Regions from separate parts of the Homo sapiens genome. Here region 2 is linked to region 1. A link is a loop called in an ENCODE intact Hi-C map of the cell type or tissue named here. Cell type or tissue: endothelial cell of umbilical vein. All regions are shown on one strand. Each heading gives the region's core, and the rest is flanking DNA. Links, peaks and the distances in the headings are about the cores only.

Region 1 (4,461 bases), core at 1,327-3,826:
AACTGTCCCTGAAGAAGACCTGATATAAGATCTATTCAACAAAGGTTTTAGACGATTGTTTTCTAGTTTCTCAAAGAACTAAGGAAGATGTGAAGAACGTGAAGAAAAGCATGTATAAACAAGCATCCATAAAGAATTAGGAAACCTAAATAGAAACCAGAAAAAAATTCTGGAGCTGAAAATATAGCAACTAAAATGAAAAGTTCACTAGTGGGATTCAAATGCAGATTTTAACAGGAAGAAAAAAGAATCAGTGAACTTGAACCTAAGATAGTAGTAAATCATGAAGCCTCAGGAACAGAAAGAAAAATGATTGAACAAAAGTGAACCAAGTCTACATGATTTGTAGAATACCATCAAGAGTTCCAACACATGCATTGTGGGATCTCCAGAAGGAGAAGAAGCAGAGAAAATATTTGAAAAAATAATGGCAGAAAACTCTCCCAATTTAATAAAAGACATGAATCTTAACATCCAAGAGTCTCCACAAACTCCAAGTAAGATGAACTCAAAGAGACACATACCTAGACACTTTACAATCAAACCTTTAAGAGCCAAAGAGAGAATTTTGAAAACAGCAAGAGAACAGCAATGAATCACATACAAGAGATCCTTAGTACAATTGTTTGCAGCTATTTTTATCAGGAACATTGAGGCCAGAAGGTGGTAAGCTAATATATTCAAAGTGCTAAAAGAAATAAGCTGCCAACCAGTAATCCTATATCTGGCTTAGCTCCTTCAAATAAGGGAGAATTAAGACATCCACACATAAATAAAATCTGTGGGAATTTGATACCTGCTCACCTGCCCTGCTAGAAATACCTAAGGGAGCTCTGCAGGGTGAAAAAAGGTTACTAGACAGTGACTGAAAGCTATATAAAGAAATAAGAATCTCAATAAAGGTAAATGCAAGGACATTGTAGCTCCACTTTTTAATTTCTACATGATAAAAGCTCAATTATCATAACTTTGGTTTGTAACTCCACATTTCGTTTTCCATATAACTTACGGAAACTACTTCATTTGAACTAAATATGAGTTTATATTTTGGGGTACAGAATGTAAAAAGATGTAATTTTATGACATCAACAACCAAAAGGGTAGGTGGAGCTGTTAAAGAGCAGAATTTTGTATGTGATTGAAGTTGGTAGATATCCAAATTAGAGGGTTTTTTTGTTTTGTTTTGTTTTTTTTTTTGAGACTCTGTTGCCAGCCTGGAGTGCAGTGGCGCGATCTCGGCTCACTGTAACCTCCACCTCCCGGGTTCAAGCGATTCTCCTCCCTCAGCCTCCCAAGTAGCTGGGAATACAGGCATACGCCCCCACGCCCAGATAATTTTTGTATTTTTAGTAGAGACGTGGTTTCACCGTGTTAGCCAGGATGGTCTCGATCTCCTGACCTCGTTATCTGCCCGCCTTGGCCTCCCAAAATGCTGGGATTACAGGCATGAGCCACCGCACCTGGCCCAAATTAGAGAGTTTTCAGTTGAGGATGTTAAATGGACTTCCTATGGTATCCACAAGGAAATAGTACTGATTATATATATAAGAAAATGAAAAAATAATTTAAACTTTTCACTACAAAATATCAACTACCCACAAAGACATAGTTACGCAAGAAATGACAGACAAAAAAGCTCTAAGGCATATAGAAAACAAATAGCAAAATGAAAGAAATAAAGTTTCTCCTTACCAGTAATTTATTTCAACTTTACAAAGACATAGTTAAAAATAAAAAATTTATACATTTAAGAGATGCAGCTTGATGATTCGATATATGTGTACATTGTGAAATATTGCCACAATCAAGTTAACTAACATATCCATTACCTCACATGGCTACTATTTTTTTTGTGTGTGTGTAGTGAGAACACATAAAGCCTCTTAAATTTTGCGAAGACACTCTTAGCCAATTTTAAGTATACAATACAATATTGTTAACTATAAGCATATTGTTCTGGCAATATACAAAAATGATTTCCAGAACTTATCTTGCCTAAGTAAAATTTTGTACCCCTTTACTATGTAAGTATTACTTTAAATGGAAATGAATTAAATATCCAATCAAAAGACAAATATTGGCAAAAGTACAAAATCATGATAACTGTATGCCTTCTATAAAAGACTCACTTTAGAAAGACACAAATACATTGAAATGAAAATATGAAAGAAGATATGCTAATAGTAACCAAAATACAGCAAGATGGATATACAAATATTAGACAAAACAGACATTAAATTTAAAAAGGTTACGATATATAAGGAAGAAAATTATATTTTAATAAAAGTTTCAGTACAATAAGGAGATACAACTAAATACTTACATTTGATAAGACAGGGATGAATCTTGAGGATATTATCCTAAGTGAAATAAGTACCCAAAGAGAAATACTGTATAATTTTAGTCATATGAACTACTTAGAGTATGCAAAATCAGACAGAAAGCAGCATGGTGGTTCCCAGGAGTGGAGAGGAAGATAGAATGGGCATTTGTGTTTCATGGGTATAAAGCTTCAGTTTTACAAGATGGAAAGAATTACGGAGATGAATGTTGGAGATGGTTGTATAACATTATGAATGTATTTAATAACACTGCCCTCTATAGTTAAAATGATGAAGTGGTAAATTTTATGCTATGTGTATTCAACCACAATTTAAAAATTAGAAAAAATCAATTTAAACCTCATCTTGTGTATGGGTATAAACATGTTGGTTTATATAAGTCTTGTTCTAAATACATGAGTTAATATTTTTTTAAATGGCAATTTACAATGTTTGAAAAGCATTAAGTATTCATTAAGTGCTATTATTGTGTTATATGTTTTAAATATAGATGTACAGTTCAATACTCAGATGCAAAAATGAGTTTATTTCTCATATCCAAGCCCATTCTTGTTCCACTATCTTAGCTTATTCTTAGACATAAGAAGAGACTTTGAACTTCACTGAATGTACCTTTCTCTCTCAAGTCTGTGGCTCCCTTTACTGGGAACACTCTTTCACCTGGCTGTCACCTAAACTGAAAAACCAGTGTGTTCTTAGAAGTGTCCTATGGCCTTCAGCATTTATATTTGACTTCCCTTTCTGATTATTCCATAGTGTATATGTTTCTGAAATTATTTTATATTGCAGTATTAAATGTAACGGAGTTTTTTTTTTTTCCCCTTTTCAGTCAGTAAGATTTTGAAGACTGGAATATTATCTCTTACAGTTGTATCTTTAGTATTTAGCTGAATGCCTAGAAAAACATAGCAGTTAAATCAATATTTGTTAAATGCATGAAGATTAAACAACGATCATGTATGTACTTCCCCTCATCTTTTTCTTGCCTACTCTATTGCATATGATGGGAGATTAAATTGAAAGTGTAGTAAAAAATCAATATGCTTAATGAAAACTGTTATTAAAGAAATTGAATCTAGAAATTGTTGAACTGTGCTAGGTTTAAATGATTGATTGCCAATAAACATCAGTTGATTGATAATTCTGCATGTGGCTACTGTAAGAAAATAAAATCTTCAGCAAAATTTTAAATAAGATAGTCCAGAAAAATTGAACAATGCATAACTGCAAATATAAGAACCACCATTACGTGACTTGTTATTTGCACATTTAAAAATTATTGAGTACCTACCATGTGTCAGTACAGTGCAAACATCATAACACAAAGTTGAATTGGTAAAGGTCCTTTGCACAGAGTTTGTAGTCCAGAGAAGAAAAGTGAGAACAGTCAGTTTTATTCTGATGTAACAAGTACTTTAGTTTTTTGATGAGGAACTTTAAAAAAAAAAAAGAGTAAGTTCAGGCACAAGAGGCGTTTGTTTACTTTTGAAGGACACACTGGATTTAGGTAGATAAAAATGACAAGAGAAGGTTTTTCAGTAGAGAGGGAGAGAAGAATGTATTCAAGAACAGTAGTAATGGTTGGGTACGGTGGCTCAAGCCTGTAATCCCAGCACTTTGGGAGGCCAAGGAGGGCAGATCAGATGAGGTCAGGAGTTCAAGGCCAGCCTGGCCAATGTGGTGAAACTCTATCTCTACTAAAAATACAAAATTAGCTGGGTGTGGTGGCCCATGCCTGTAATCCTAGCTACTCTGGAGGCTGAGGCAGGAGAATCACTTGAACTCGGGAGGTGGAGGTTGTAGTGAGCCGAGGCCGCACCATTGCACTGCAGCCAGGGCAATAAGAATGAAACTCTGTCTCAAAAAAAAAAAAAAGAACAGTAGTAATAAAACAATGGAATCAGAGAACAGCTTGTGTTATGGAGAACTTGCAGTAAAGTGTGAACATGGGAGAATAGTAGGAAGAATTAATAGAGAAATAAGTTTTCTAGAATAAGCTAAAGAGTTTATTTTTTTCTCAGAAAGCTAGAAGAAGCCATTAAGGGATTTTAAAGGGAAAGTGAAATGGTCACATGTAAATTTTATGAAGACCTCTCTGGTTATAATATAAAGTGCAGGT
Region 2 (4,461 bases), core at 874-3,373, 530 kb after region 1:
CTATCTCTTGCTCCCTTGGGCCCTTTTGTGCTCTCCACATATGTTTTATTTCATTGTAATGTTCTATTTAAAATGTCTATTAGGTATATGTCTACTGTGGTAAAGGGCATTTAAATACAGTATTTTGTTATTGAAAGAAATATTGACACAATATATTTATATTAAATTTCTTAGCTAATTCCAAATTGTGACCTTAAACAAATTTATATGTGTGCATGTGTGTGTGTGTGTGTGTGTGTGTTTATGTGGGTAGGATATACTAAAGAGAATTTTCAAATATGTTTTCTTAAAATTATGGAAATAAAATTTAAGATATATGAATTAAAAACTCACTACTAATAAATAAACCCGCAAATTAAAGAACACTATTTCATTATGCACACACACGTATTTTATCTAAGCAGCAATTACAATTTTCATGAGATTATATCAGTTTAATTTTAAATCTCAATTAGTTTCATTGGAATTATTTGAAATCTCAATATATGTTAAAATTGAGATTATGTTGTTTTTCATTTTCTCTATTATATATCATAGCATAGGCATTTTGGTGGCTTTGGATAAGATTGTTAAATTTAATCAAGACTACTGTGAAAGGTCTTTTCTTGCTAGTATTTACATTAACACACAGAAAGATACACTAAGAGAGACAATTTTTATCATTTGTAATTATAAATCCACCATCAAAATGGCACATTTCATAAAGGAGTGGCGGACTTTTTCAGAAATACTGGCTAAAAGCTGACTATAACTTTTTGCTATTCTACCCCTCAAATTATCAGATTAATGCACATATAAACTTTAATTCTCACTGTGTAAACAGGCTTCTTAAATTCTACAAGAACCTGGATAAATGTATAGTATGAATAAAAGTTATAGGTTTAAGAAATTGTTTGATATCAATATTTATTGAGGTAATATTAATTGGAGAAAGACAGAACATGGTTTAATAAATGCTGCTTAACTGGAAAGCTGAAACCTACCACATTTAATACAGAAACCTAGGTTTGGCCTTAAATAAAAGATTTGCTCATTGTCATCAATAATTTGGGGTCAAAATGAACTCAGAATTATAGTAACTGGCCACTTAAAGAACCACTGCATAATCAAAGGATGTACCATGAATGCTGAGGGTGCAAAGCCAAATAAACCTATTTTATTCTCCATGATAAATATAGATTATTAATGTTATAAGTTTCATCTTCTCAATTGAAGGGAATTAAAACCCGCTCTTTATATAGCCACATCATGGGGAATGAACATTAACATACAGATTTAGCAGACTCAGGTTTGTGTTAACTATTCTAGTTTTTATGCATTTTCGTATTTTTTTTATTTAGTTGTCAACTTCACAGACACCCTCATCCTGCTTTCCAAGTAATACTGCTATGAGTTTCCCCCTAAAGCTGTATTTTGCCTTTCTGTTTTGGCTTGGTAAAAATGTTTGATTTTCCCACACTAGTAAACAATGGGAATTAACTTTCAATAAGAGCAAGCATCTATCAACGTGTCAATGCACAGAGTTTTCGAGCTCATATGAATGGATTCAAAAAATATTGCTCTATAAAAGTATAGATTGAAATGATGAATTGATTTAAAAATTTAGTAAGTATAATTAAATAAGAATTAAAAATTGTTATTATAGAGCTATGTATCTTCACAATTTGAGCTATCCTCCTTAGGGATGTTAAATGTGGACATAAACCTATAAGTAAATCATTTTTTCCTTGGCTTAGGAAAAAGCATCTGAATGTAATTTTTTATAAACTAAACTTGGCGAGATAAGAACATAGTTTTATTTTGCTAGATTTATATAACAAACATATTTAAGTATCCTTTATTTTCTATGAATTAACTTCGGTGTTAAAAAAATCTAGAAGTAGTAACCATAATTAAAATATCATCCATTAATAAGCCTTTAAGTACCCTATACTAATAGCAATATTGTAGAAAAAAAATTGAAATTATAGTAAAAGCAGGAAACCCTAAAAGTATCAGCTAATTCAAGAAATACTTTACAACACAATCTGATCTGCTTCTGTGATTAAATTAACCCTAGAATTACATTTATGTACCACAGTAATAAATAATATTGTTGGCTGCATTTATAAAATTAGAAATAATCAATTATGTGAATCAGATATATTGTTACCTTCATTGTATTAATAGATTTTTAAATCAATTCATTGAGTTTTCCTTTCTTTTTTCTATTACTTTAATAGAATAGAAATTAGTACTTCGTGAGGCAGTTTAAAGTTCGGTAATATTAAGATTCTTTGGAATCTAAAACTATGATGCTATTTCTTAATTGAACTTTAAAAAAAAAAAGCATGAGACTTGCTGATGCTCAGACAGACAACTTACGTTCTTAGAGTGCTTGTGTTTAAGAGAGCTCTTAGGGCATCTATTGGCCTATGTTGGTATTGCATATGAGAATTTCAGTTCTCACAACTTGAGTTATATATTTGCCCACAATGATTACAATACGTGCTGCTGATGAATAGATTTATGTTGGAAATCTGTAATATCTATTGTTGAATTTAAAGTATTAAGCAAATGCATAAAACACATATGGTATGGGAGTTGGTCTTAAAAGCGTTTCGATATCAGCTATTTCAACATCTAAAAAATGTATGTTAATTATTTTTTAGAATCTAATGTCCCTGTTCATATTAGTTGCCGTCACCATTTTACTTACACTTCTGAATTTTTGTTTTGTTTTGTTTTGTTTTTTTGAAATGGAGTCTCGCTCTGTCGCCCAGGCTGGAGTGCAGTGGCGCGATCTCAGCTCACTGCAAGCTCCGCCTCCCGGGTTCACGCCATTCTCCTGCCTCAGCCTCCAGAGTAGCTGGGACTACAGGTGCCCGCCACCACACCTGGCTAATTTTTGTGTTTTTAATAGAGACAGGGTTTCACCGTGTTAGCCAGGATGGTCTCCATCTCCTGACCTAGTGATCCACCCGTCTCGGCCTCCCAAAGTGCTGGGTTTACAGGCGTGAGCCACTGGGCCCGGCCACACTTCGGTTTATAGGAGAGACAAAATAATGGTTCTTTCAGTTTCAAAAGAAGTAAACACAGTAACATGTTTTACATTATAACCTTTACAGCAGAATGTAAAAGGACATAGAGAATATAGCTTTAAGTCTTGAGTTCAGAAATATCATAATGTGTAAGGAAATATAATGTTACTAATGAAAATAATCTGCATATTTATCCAGACAGAGAAGTAATTTTTCCCCAAGTATCACAGGTACTTGCTAGGAAAAAAAAAAAAAAAAGAAAGTCACAGCTATGAGAAAGGATGGAGAAAAATCTGAAATTTAAGTTCTTGTATCTGTATGTGAAAAATATACAAATATTGTAGGCATGTAATAATACATAAATTAATAACTCTATAAGTAAAACTCTATTATAAGTAAGTTATAAATGAAAAGTATTAGAAATATAGAGAAAGTATAGCAGGTCAAAATCAGTAAAATCTCAGGTACGAAGTGATACATCCTCAAAGTGAAGTAAAGAAAAGAGTTTGGCAAAGTGAGAAATTACTACCGATTTTCCCTTATGCTTTTTAACCTTTCCTGTACAGAAGATCCTTCCAAACCGTATGACCCAAAGTAACTGTTCCAGTTTTTGAACCCAAGAATAGCACTAAAACTGTTTGGGAGGAAGTGTGGTAAGGAACCCAACAGAAATGGTTATGTTACTTTTCTTAAAGTATCACTTTTAAAATGTTGATTGCTGTTTGTTGATATTATGTAGAAATTATTTGAACTTAAATAGGCCAACACTGTTGAAAAAGAAACATGAAAACAATTCTATGTAGTAGATTAGCATTTCACAATATACTTCTTTTGTATTTATCACGGCTGATTACCACGTCATGGCCATTCTACTCCCATGCACATATTTGAATAATGCTCTGTGGTCTCCAGTGGTTGAGTAAGTCATGTGCCCACTTCGATACAAAGAATTGTGAGTGGAAGTGACACAAGTCACTTTTGGGTTGAGAATTTAGCTGTTGATGCAAGATCCTGCAACTCCTTTCTCTCTGTCAAAGTAACTGGCAACAATTGAAATAGTGACTGCTTAGACAGAATGGACTCCTGAAGGACAACTATGAACCAAGAGGCTTTTGCTGACCCAGTATGAACACAAAGCATGAGCAAGAAATAAACTTTGATTGTGTTACATCACTGAGATTTGAAATTTGTTTTAGGCCACCGAGATTTGAACTTGGTTGGTCTGTTGCCACAGCATAAATAGATTAAAGACATTGATATGTTTCAGCAACTGAACTAATTTTGAAATAGTTGTGTATGCACTAATCCTTCACCAACACCTTAGTTTTACATTTTCTGAGTTCTCTAGCTTCTTACATGATAGATCTCACTGATCTCCTAAGATAAAGTCTTATTTATTCTATACATTTCATATTTACCTGGAATCAGATAAAATGAATCT

Evidence for each region. Hi-C counts contacts between places; a loop is a spot of excess contacts. Peaks named below come from ENCODE experiments on the same cell type or tissue, not always from the same donor. Only the 100,000 strongest peaks of a DNase experiment are listed, where the experiment ranks them.
Region 2: it touches region 1 in a loop (4-fold over the local background); 1 of 110 quality-filtered maps calls a loop at or near these places.

Annotation. Positions count from the first base shown.
Region 1 is chr4:161,640,324-161,644,784 of GRCh38, forward strand. The region is part of intron 7 of FSTL5 (follistatin like 5); the gene reads right to left. Among named protein-coding and RNA genes, the nearest start is that of FSTL5-AS1, 380 kb to the right of the region's middle. In endothelial cell of umbilical vein, for the core only: no CTCF peak of the experiment used is centred there; a DNase peak (open chromatin) is centred at 2,408.
Region 2 is chr4:162,166,776-162,171,236 of GRCh38, forward strand. No RefSeq gene overlaps it. Among named protein-coding and RNA genes, the nearest start is that of FSTL5, 5.0 kb to the left of the region's middle. In endothelial cell of umbilical vein, for the core only: a CTCF peak has its summit at 2,407; a DNase peak (open chromatin) is centred at 2,416.